Linked DNA regions of Mus musculus: region 2 is linked to region 1. The links are chromatin loops, found by intact Hi-C in ENCODE. Cell type or tissue: heart. All regions are shown on one strand. Region 1 has its middle 5.1 kb from the start of Cstad. Region 2 holds the start of Ier5l (immediate early response 5-like).

Region 1 (5,000 bases):
CCCCCGCCCTCCAGGGATGCCAGTCTTTTGGTCCCAGACAACAACCAAATATATCAAACAAGATGACCAAATACAGCTAGGAACTACCAGAGCAAAGCATTGTGACAAGCTGGAGTGGAGGACTGAGGGCAAGTCCCTGGTCAGAAATCAGAGCCCTGGGGAACAGGCTTTCCTTTTGTGTAGACCAGGACCAGAGGTGGGCCATCTCAGGATGACGGTAGAGCAGCCTGCTAGCTTTCAGGGAGCCTACACTAAATTTCTTCTACAAAACAAAACAAAACAAAACAAACAAAAATAACACAACCGTCCTTGGGTAGAGACAATGGAGATGCTTTGTTAGCGGCAATGGCTATAACAAATAACCCTGTAATGATTGGTGTTAATTGGCAACATGACAAGATAAAGAATCCTGTGGGGGAAGTGGCTTCAGGGGGATATCGTGATCCTGTTGACTGAGATGGGAGGACTCACTTCTTTGTGGATAGAACCCCCTCTCTCTGGGTTCCTGGACTGTATGCAATGGGGAAAGGGGATTTGTACACTAGCTTATGGAAAAGATGGGACCAGCGGCTTCTGACACTCTAATGGACTGTACCTTGAACTGTGAGCTGAAACACCTTTCTCTGTTAGGTTGCCTTTTAAAAGAACGTAGTTTTAGGTTACTTTTTATTCTTTGTCAATTTTATATTTGTGTATCATGAATTTTAATCCTTTTCATCCCCACTACCCTCCCTCCCTCCACTGTTCTCCCATGAAAACTTTCTTCCAACATTTAAGTGCAGGCATGCGTTGTATATTCATGCATGGGTGTGTGTGTGTGTGTGTGTGTGTGTGTGTGTGATAGATGTTCTATTTAGTGTCAACCATTCCCTGCACTTTGACCAGTCATGACTTTCAATAACTATTGTCTGCTGAGAGAAGCTTCGCTGATGAAGGCAGTTTAATACTGTATCCATTTTGGTAAACAGTGTAGTGGCTTCTCACTGAGTCCCATAAACTCCCAGCTACAGATTCGTGGACAGGCTTCTAATACCAGGCTTAAATTCCCTTTGCCAGTGTACTTTATCACAGCAATAGGAAAATAACCTAAGACAAACTCCAAACAAAAGCACATCTGTAGCTCTGGTTACAGTAGCTATGGACTGGCAGGGAAAAGACCTAACTCCTGGTGGCTCTGCCGTTCTTAGGGACTGACAGTAGCTGTAATATCTACAATGCTGCATAGGAGGAAAAAAAAAACTGTGGAGAGCATGGAAGGATGTTTATTTCCTGGATAAAATGGGACGGATGAGACACTTCCCTCCCTGACCCACTCCATTGGTCAGAGCTCAGACATGTGGTTACGCCTAGATGCAAAGACTGCTGGGAAATGTAGTCCAGTTACATTTCCCCCAGTAAAGCCATGACCCAGAGCTTAGGGAACACACTGACATTTCTATTGTAGATGCTGTTCTCTTGGAGTGCATGATCTGAAATGGGGATCAGAATTCTATTCCTCCACTCCAGGATCGTGGAACCTGAGTGAGGGGACCAATGACGGTTCCAGACAACTGAGGGTTTGTGGCTTTGGAAGACAGGGTTTCTCTCCCTACCCCTGGGTATCCCAGAACTTGCTCTGCAGATCAGGCTGGACTCAAACTGACAAAGATCCCCCTGCCTCTGCCTCCAGAGTGCTGGGACTAATGGTATGCACCACCACACCCGACCACAGACAAAACTTTTTTGTTTGTTTGTTTTTTGGGTTTTTGGTTTTGTTTTTTGTTGTTGTTGTTGTTGTTGCTGTTGTTATTTCTTTGGTTTTTCGAGACAGGGTTTCTCTGTGTAGTCCTGGCTGTCCTGGAACTCACTCTGTAGACCAGGCTGGCCTTGAGCTCAGAAATCCACCTGCCTCTGCCTCCTGAGTGCTGAGATTCAGACAAAACTTTTAATAAAATTATATGAAAGAGCCAGGCCTGGTGGCACAAGCCTGTAACCCCAGCCTCACAATTTCAAGGCCCCTTTGGGCAACTTAGATTCTATCTAAAAGGTTTTCATCTGGCCAAGTGGCCCCGGATAAAGGTGCGCCAAGCATCGGCTCAGTCCCCAAGACTGATGGAGGGCAATACACATTACCCCAGGTTGTCCTCTAACTTCTAAACTTGATTGCCTTAGTACACACACACACACACACACACACACACACACACACACACACACATACACACACAGCGCATGCACACAAATGTAACAAATCTTAATGTTTGAGTGTAACTTAGCTTGGGAGTGCCTGCCTAGTGTGTTCGAGGCCCTAGGTTCCATCTCTATTCCTGCTAAAGGAAAATAAAAATCAACAAGTATGAAGTCCTCTGGCTTCTAGAGGAGACAGCTATGCTATGAAGTCACCGCTGTGCTGGCCTTTGGCAGACTGGGGAATAGAATTCTGATCCCCATGAGCCTAGCACATTACAGGAAGTCGCCAAGGCACACTCAGCTGGTCTCTTCCACTAACCCTATCACAGATCTCTGGGGTCAGGGCAGAAAGGCCCTGGGCAGTGGACATTCCTATCTACTGTGGCCTTAACGTTCAAAGCAGGCATGGGCTATAGGCAGTGCTGATGGGTCATCATGGAGGGACAAGCTCTGAGGTGCAAATGTGCAAATGAGGCCCAGAGATGGGCATCCTGTCCAGGGCCACACCTCTAGTGAGGCAGAGCAGGCTTAGCACTAGAATCTAACCAGCTGTGTGTCTGCTCTTCTGAGAAAAGGATCTCTTTACCTTTCTCAGGGAAGGGTTTCATTGCCAGTGAAGGGGGCACGCGGAGAAAGAAGAAAAGAGGGATAGAGAGGCAAGACTCAGGCACCATCCATCGAGACAAGGAATCTCAGGGAACGGCTGCTGACAAGGCATAGCTCCGGGCTAGCTCCTTAGCAAGGACAGCCAGAGCATCTGGATATGCAGGACCCCTCCCAGGCTGTACATATTGGGAAGTTCCCCATTGGGTAATCAGAGGGGCTTTTGCCAGGAAGGGGGGTATAGGTGCTGGACTGTCCTCAAGAGCAGATGTCTGCTCTGGCCTCCAGCATCAGGGTTGTGCAATCAAAGCCAAGGAACCACAGGCTGCTTCCCTGCAGTCCATGGCCATGGCCATGGCCACGGCCACCAGGGAGTCCAGCTGAGATCCAGCCAAGGACCCAGGGAGAGAGGATCTTGACTAGTGGGTCTTGCCTACCTGGAACCCAGGTTCTGGGCTCCGCAGCTGCGTGGGAACCTCTGTGCTCCTAGAGACTGTGAGGCAGGCTGGCCACCTCACCCTAAGCGAGTTTGTTTGTGTGGAGCTGTCAGACCAGTTCAGAGTGTCACAGGCCAGACATCCACAGCTGGAGGAGGAACAGAGCCAAGGGCTGAGGGTCCTGGCCAGAGCTCCTTACTTTCCAGCAGGGTGGGGGTGGGGGTTGGGGTGGGGGTGGAGTGAGCAAATGCAGTGGGGCCTGAGAGGCCTCTCCAAACCCTGCAAGGGCAAAACGACAAGGCTGACTCTGTCCAGGGAAGAGGGTGGGTGAAGGCATATCTCCTATTCCAGCCTGGGGAGGCTATGGCACCCAATTCTTCAGTCAAACCCTAGCTTCCACATTACCCCAACGATTCGTTGGTGATGTGATAGGTGGGTTCTGAGCACCTGAGGTTGGAGGTCACTGTGGACAACCTGTGTAGGCCAGACCCAGCCGGTTGTGAGACCTTAGGAAGGGTCCTGAGTTTCCCTGCTGGTGGATAGCAGCCGGCTGGAGACTCAGGCTCCATCAGAGTCAAGCAGCCGCTTCCCAAGAGTCCACAGTGCACACTGAGGTGGAGCTTGGGAGGAGGGAGTGCAGGGATTGTGATGGGTTGAAGCCCACTCCCTGGAGAGAGAGACCTTTACAAACACACCCTGACCAGGTCAAGCCCCTGTGTGCTCACAAGAATGGGATGTGAGGCCTGCACAGCTCATTGGTGTTAGCTCAAAGCTCTAAGGCAGGACTGTCCATTGTCCCCAACTCATTTACCTGACCACGTTGCCATTGTGGCTGCAGGTGCACCTGTGGAGCTGTGGGCTGCAGTCTCCCCCTCCCTTCTTTCTCTCTCTCTCTCTGTTTTTGTTTTGTTGTTGTTGTTTTGGTTTGGTTTTTGTTTGTTTGTTTGTTTGTTTTTTGTTTTGTTTTGTTTTGTTTTGTTTTGTTTTTGAGACAGGATTTCTCAGTGTAGTCCTGGCTGTCCTGGAACTGGCACTGTAGACCAAGCTGGTCTGGAACTCACAGAGATTCGCCTGCCTCTGTTTCCCAAGCGCCAGGAATTGAAAGTATGAGATCATCACACTATACTGGAGACTTTAATTCTTCAGAAGATTGGGTGGGAGAGACAGCTCAGTTGCGGTGGACCAATAGGGGTGTGGATTCCCCCTGCTCAGGAGCAACTGAGGCTGTCAGAACCCTGAGCTCAGCACTGGACACACACACACACACACACACACCCCTCCTTGACTGGTTGTTCTCAGGGAGGGGGAGGGGCCTGACAGACATGGCTCCATTGCTCTCTGTCTCTCCCCTCCATCACAAGGGTCTCCTACAGTTGCCACCCATACTGGCTAGAAGCCAGTCCTGCTCCCAGAAGCCCCAGCCAGAGTTTCAGTAGGTTCCTATGGTTAGCCCACCTGCAGTGTCCTCAGGCGACCTTCTCCCTGAGGAGAAAAGGGCAAGCCTCAGGAGCTGAGGTGAATGTGTGGCAAAAATGTTAAAACAGCTTCTATAGTCTACAGGATGGATGGATGCTCATAAGAGCAGGGTGTGACAGTGAACCTGATTTACTGACAGAGCATGAATACAGAGCCCACCCACTATCAGGCTCTGCTCCAAGAGCTGATGGCTCCTGGCACCAGGTAATGAGTTTTACCTCACCACATTACGGTATAGAGCAGGAGACAGAGGCACAGAGGCTGGAACTCGTTGCCCAAGACCCACAACTTCCCACGGAGGCGGAGTTTTCTTGC
Region 2 (5,000 bases), 120 kb after region 1:
GCCGCCATCCCAGCAGACACTTGGTAAATATTGAGGCATTAATTAACTTCCTCTAGGGAATGGTTACTCAGACCAGATGTAATCTACCTGTGTTGGCAAGGAAGAAAGGCGAGCACCCCAACCTCACTCAGGTGATCTCTAGAAACCTTGCCTCGTGCACTGCTCCCCTCTACAAGGTGGTGGCTGAGGGCCCTGCTCATTCACAGGAATACATGCATGCACACAGAAGCACACGTGTGCACACACATATGTACACACACACACACACACACACACACACACACACAGAGTCTTGAATGGTCTCTGTAGCATTCTGCCAAATCATTGTGTGCACAAGCAGAGGTCTGAATGCAGCTGACCCCACTCCATCCATATTTATAAATCCTTACCAGGTGCCCCCCCACAGCCACACCTCCCCCAGGACATGCCACACACACACACACACACATAGTTCAGCTGTCCTTTGTCCTTTGCCTCCTTCAGTGGGAGGTTTTCTGAAACATCTGCAGCAGCTCCCCTGCCCAAAGCTACCTCAAAAAAGATCAAGGGGTTTTATTAAGCCAAACAACTGCTCAGCTTGCTGACCCCAGAGCCCGCACTTGAGAAGGAAGGAAGACTGAGAACAGGCTGCAAAGAAGATTCCCCCCCCCATGGGGCTACACAGAGCCCCCCCAAAGTGGCCACACTTTGCCTGTCTGCACCCCTCACCAATCCCATCCCCAGTGCTCACACACACATAATCACACACACAAGTGAAAGGGCCTTAGAGTTAGTTCAACACTCACCTTGGTACCTGGGGGTGTGGCTCAGTGGTGGCTCAACTGCCTCAGAGCGTGAGACTTCATCATTCCCACTGAAAAGAACTTCACCTTTAGTGGTGGCTGGGGAAGGGATGGGGGAGGGGGGAATACCAAGCCCAAAAGAGGGACCTGATTTCCTAGTCCACCACCCACTTCTATTCCCACTCTGATTCCCAGGCTGGTCCTTAGAGCTATCTTCTATGTCACAGCGCTAAGAATGACTATGAATGTATGGAACCAAGAATGATATTTGCCTCCACAGGAGCTCTGGAGAACTCTGGTCCTGGGGCACTTGGAAAAAATAAATAAATAGATGGGTGGATGGATGGATGGATGGATGGGGCAGGGGCATTACATCATTCATCAGGAGCTAGGCCTGAGGAAGTGTACTCGGCCCCACTAACATATTTCCAGGCACCTACAGAACTCGGTTCAAATCCCGCCACCACCTCTTTCAAGTCTCAAGTTTCTTCACTAAATACTGGGAAAAGACAGCATCCATTGTGAGCCGCAGACTCCCCCAGTTCCAGCTCAGTCCTCCTGGCTGTAGGAGCATCCCGCTCCCTTCCTGAACCTGTAAGCTTCTGAGATATTCAGGTGGGCAGAGATACGGCTTTATACCCCCAGGATGCATGAGGTTACATCCCCAATGCCACCACGTGTGCTTGTTCTGAGGTTCCAGCCTCAGCCCCACAACGTAATCCTGGCCTTGCTGACACAGGGTGAGAAGAGCTGTTCTAACAGTTACATGTCCCCAGATGGTGCGGACGGAGCAGAGCACTGTGCCCAGAGCCTGTGGTCTTAGACAAAGCCTCTTTGGAGCTAGTGACTACGCCTCCTCATCTGAAAACCTGAGCAAACTGTCCCCCGCTTTTGACACTTGCCACCACTTACAGAAACAATTGGTGAGTGGTTTTCTTGAGACATTGGCCAAGGGGCAGAGTTGCTGAGAGGGTCCAAAGACAGAGGGTTTCAGAAGAGCCCCACTCCCCCCCCCCCATCCCCCAGTCCCACTCAAGGGCCCAGCCCTGGACTCTGCCTGGGCCAATTTTCTGACCTAAGTACTAAAAGGAACCTTAAACGCGGTGGATGAGGCTTGCGGCTGGCATCTTGGGCCCCCCACACCCACCCTTGCCCTCTTACTCTCTTTAAGCTTCTCAGTACAAGGGGACTCTCAGGCATCTTCTCTCTTTTCTGCTCTCTGTCCTCAATTGGTCAGTAGATAACTCAGAATAAGAATCTAAAAGTGGAGAAGTCCTTGGCCTGGGTACTCCTGGGGCTCAGGGTAAGGACCAAAACTTAACAGGTTGCTCCACTCAAGCGGTCTCAAGCTTGGCCTCCAAGAACCTTAAAGGGAGAAATTCAGACTTTTCTGGTAAGAGATCCAAGCTAGGCACTTAGGGCTTCTATTGTCATTGATATTAAGTCAGGAAAGAAGAGGTCTCCCAAAAGAGGAGGAAGCTTGGGGCGGGTTCATAGCCCAAACCCCCACCCCCACCCCCCACCCAGGCAGTCTCACGATCACAAAGCTTCTCTACTAGAGATCAAAAATCACTGGGATTTGAGTCAAACAGAAAGAGAGGCCCTTCCGTGACCATTCCCAGAGGCCCCTGGGCTAACACATCAGGTAATCAGGCCCCAAACCCTCTCTTCCAAGACAGCACTCTAGTTCTCAGGTGCGCCCCCCACTCAGCTTTTCTTGGAAGAAGGCTCAGCTCGCCCAGGTTGCCCCCGGCCGTGGCAGGTGGAAAAGAGGAGGCGCCGCGTGGCTCGAAGCGGGGGAACCGCGCGCACCTGCCGCAGGTGAGGCCCAACCATGCGGAAGGGGGCGGAGCCATCTCCGCTGCGCTCAGGTGAGCCGACCCCCAGCTCGCAGGAGCCACGTCCAGGAAAGCTACGAATTTCGACGTGGCTCCCAAGAGGCGACCCAAAGCTGAGAGAGACTACCTCGGAGGCTCCTAGTCCCACGAGGTGCCGCGGCCCCAGGAGAACATTCGAGGCAACGGCGGCGTTGGAGGCCCGGGGTCCGTTCGTTATTTGAATAGCACAAAGGAACCGCCTTGGTCTGATTGGCCAGTCAAGTGGTCCCGGGGAGGGCAGTGGCTGTCAGTCGGAAGGCTCTACACGCTTCTATTGGCTAATCTACAGTGGGGCGGGGCGCTGCTGCCCAGCTAAATAGTTGGGGCCGGGGCCGGCGGAGGCTCATTGCTTTGGCGCCGTCTGGGGAGCGTGAGCCTGCGGGTGGCGCGCAACGCATGGTGGCGACTTCTCTCGGAGTGTCGCCGACCCGCCGACCCGGGCTCGGTTCCCTGTGCCTGGCTCGCCCGGGCGACCAACTGGAGACACACGCAAGGAGCAGCATTCGCAGCACCAGAGGCGGCTGCTCCGCCGCCCGCGTCTCCGCGGGAGCATGGAGTGCGCCCTGGACGCCCAGAGCCTGATCAGCATCTCCCTGCGCAAGATCCACAGCTCCCGGACCCAGCGCGGCGGCATCAAGCTGCACAAGAACCTCCTGGTGTCCTACGTGCTCCGCAACGCGCGCCAGCTCTACCTGAGCGAGCGTTACGCCGAGCTCTACCGGCGCCAGCAGCAGCAGCAGCAACAGCAGCCGCCCCACCACCAGCACCAGCACCTCGCTTACGCGGCGCCCGGAATGCCGGCCAGCGCGGCCGACTTCGGCCCGCTCCAACTTGGCGGCGGCGGGGACGCGGAGGCGCGCGAGCCGGTTGCCCGGCACCAGCTGCACCAGCTCCACCAGCTTCACCAGCTGCACCTCCAGCAGCAGCTGCACCAACACCAACACCCGGCGCCCAGGGGCTGCACGGCGGCGGCGCCGGTGGCGGTGGCCGGGGCGCCCGCGGGCTGCGCGGGGGCGCTCTCGGAGCTGCCCGGGTGCGCTGCGCTCCAGCCGCCGCACGGCGCGCCCCACCGCGGGCAGCACTTGGAGCCGCTGCAGCCGGGTCCCGCGCCGCTGCCGCCGCCCGCGCCCGCCGCGCTCTGCCCGCGGGACCCTCGCGTCCCGGCCGCTTGCTCTGCGCCCTCGGTGCTTCCGGGGGCTGCCCCTTCGACCGTCGCTGCCTCCTCTCCGCCCGCCTCTACAGCCCCTTCCTCATCCACTGGCTTCTACCGGGGCGCGTACCCGGCCCCCTCGGACTTCGGCGTGCACTGCAGCAGCCAGACCACCGTGCTGGACCTGGACACTCACGTGGTGACCACGGTAGAAAACGGCTACTTGCACCAGGACTGCTGCGCCTCCGCCCACTGCCCCTGCTGTGGCCAGGGCGCTCCGGGACCCGGTCTGGCGTCCGCCGCTGGTTGCAAGCGCAAGTATTACCCTGGCCAGGAGGAAGAGGACGACGAAGAGGACGCGGGCGACCTGGGAGCCGAGCCCCCCGGGGGTACCCCATTCGCCCCCTGTAAGCGCGCCCGCTTCGAGGACTTCTGCCCGGACTCGTCCCCGGACGCGTCCAACATCTCAAACTTGATCTCCATCTTTGGCTCGGGCTTCTCGGGGCTGGTGAGCCGACAGCCGGACTCCTCGGAGCAGCCGCCGCCGCTCAACGGGCAGCTGTGCGCCAAGCAGGCGCTCGCCAGCCTCGGCGCCTGGACTCGAGCCATTGTCGCCTTCTAGGGACCCCCGAGGGCATGGGGACCCTGGGCCCCGCGGGGCTGGGGCCAGACAAAGACTCGGCCAAGGGGCGATAGGGAGCGAGCGGGTCCTGGCCACTCGGGGCTGAGCTGGGGACGAGCAGAGGCTGATGTTTTATAAATTGTAAAATAAAAAAAAAAAATCTAAAAATCTTGGACTTTATTTTTGCAGAGAAAAAGCGCCTATTTAAGTATGCTTTGTGTTTCTCTTACTCTTTTCCCCCCCTTTTTATTGTACTGATTGCAGTGGTGTTTAGCGAGGAGCCTGCCACGTGAGGCAGGGCTGCTGCCCGGAGGAGGTGCCCGGCCGCCGGGGGCGAGGCTGGGTGCCCGGGCGCGCCAGGGGCGCAACGCAGGAGGGCGCGGGGCCCCGGACGCCGATTCTAATCAGTTGTCAAGAGCCGGGAAGCCCGACGTTCCGCTCTCCTGAGTGCCTTTCTGGGGTGAGGAACGGGTCTTGTGAAACCCTGAGCAAAAAAACAAAGGCAAACTCTATCTCCAAAAGGGACGTTTCGGTCACATTTCCTCTCTGGGGGCGGCCTCCAAAGTTCT

Evidence for each region. Hi-C counts contacts between places; a loop is a spot of excess contacts. Peaks named below come from ENCODE experiments on the same cell type or tissue, not always from the same donor. Only the 100,000 strongest peaks of a DNase experiment are listed, where the experiment ranks them.
Region 2: a loop joins it to region 1, with 4 times the contacts of the local background. A loop is called at or near these places in 18 of 42 quality-filtered maps.

The regions. Positions count from the first base shown.
Region 1 is chr2:30,587,410-30,592,409 of GRCm38, reverse strand. No RefSeq gene overlaps it. Among named protein-coding and RNA genes, the nearest start is that of Cstad, 5.1 kb to the left of the region's middle. In heart, no CTCF peak of the experiment used is centred here; DNase peaks (open chromatin) are centred at 1,329, 2,449, 2,959 and 4,539; H3K4me3 peaks cover 613 bases; H3K27ac peaks cover 2,365 bases.
Region 2 is chr2:30,472,222-30,477,221 of GRCm38, reverse strand. Ier5l (immediate early response 5-like) reads left to right here and starts at 3,023. Exons shown (of 1, transcript NM_030244.3): 1 at 3,023-4,591. The coding sequence starts at 3,211. The coding sequence ends at 4,431. Gm31291 (a long non-coding RNA gene) reads right to left here and starts at 2,914. Exons shown (of 7, transcript XR_003954013.1): 1 at 2,748-2,914; 2 at 1,944-2,147; 3 at 786-853. In heart, CTCF peaks have their summits at 2,991 and 4,782; DNase peaks (open chromatin) are centred at 1,521, 2,951 and 4,191; H3K4me3 peaks cover 2,879 bases; H3K27ac peaks cover 2,821 bases; H3K27me3 peaks cover 1,709 bases.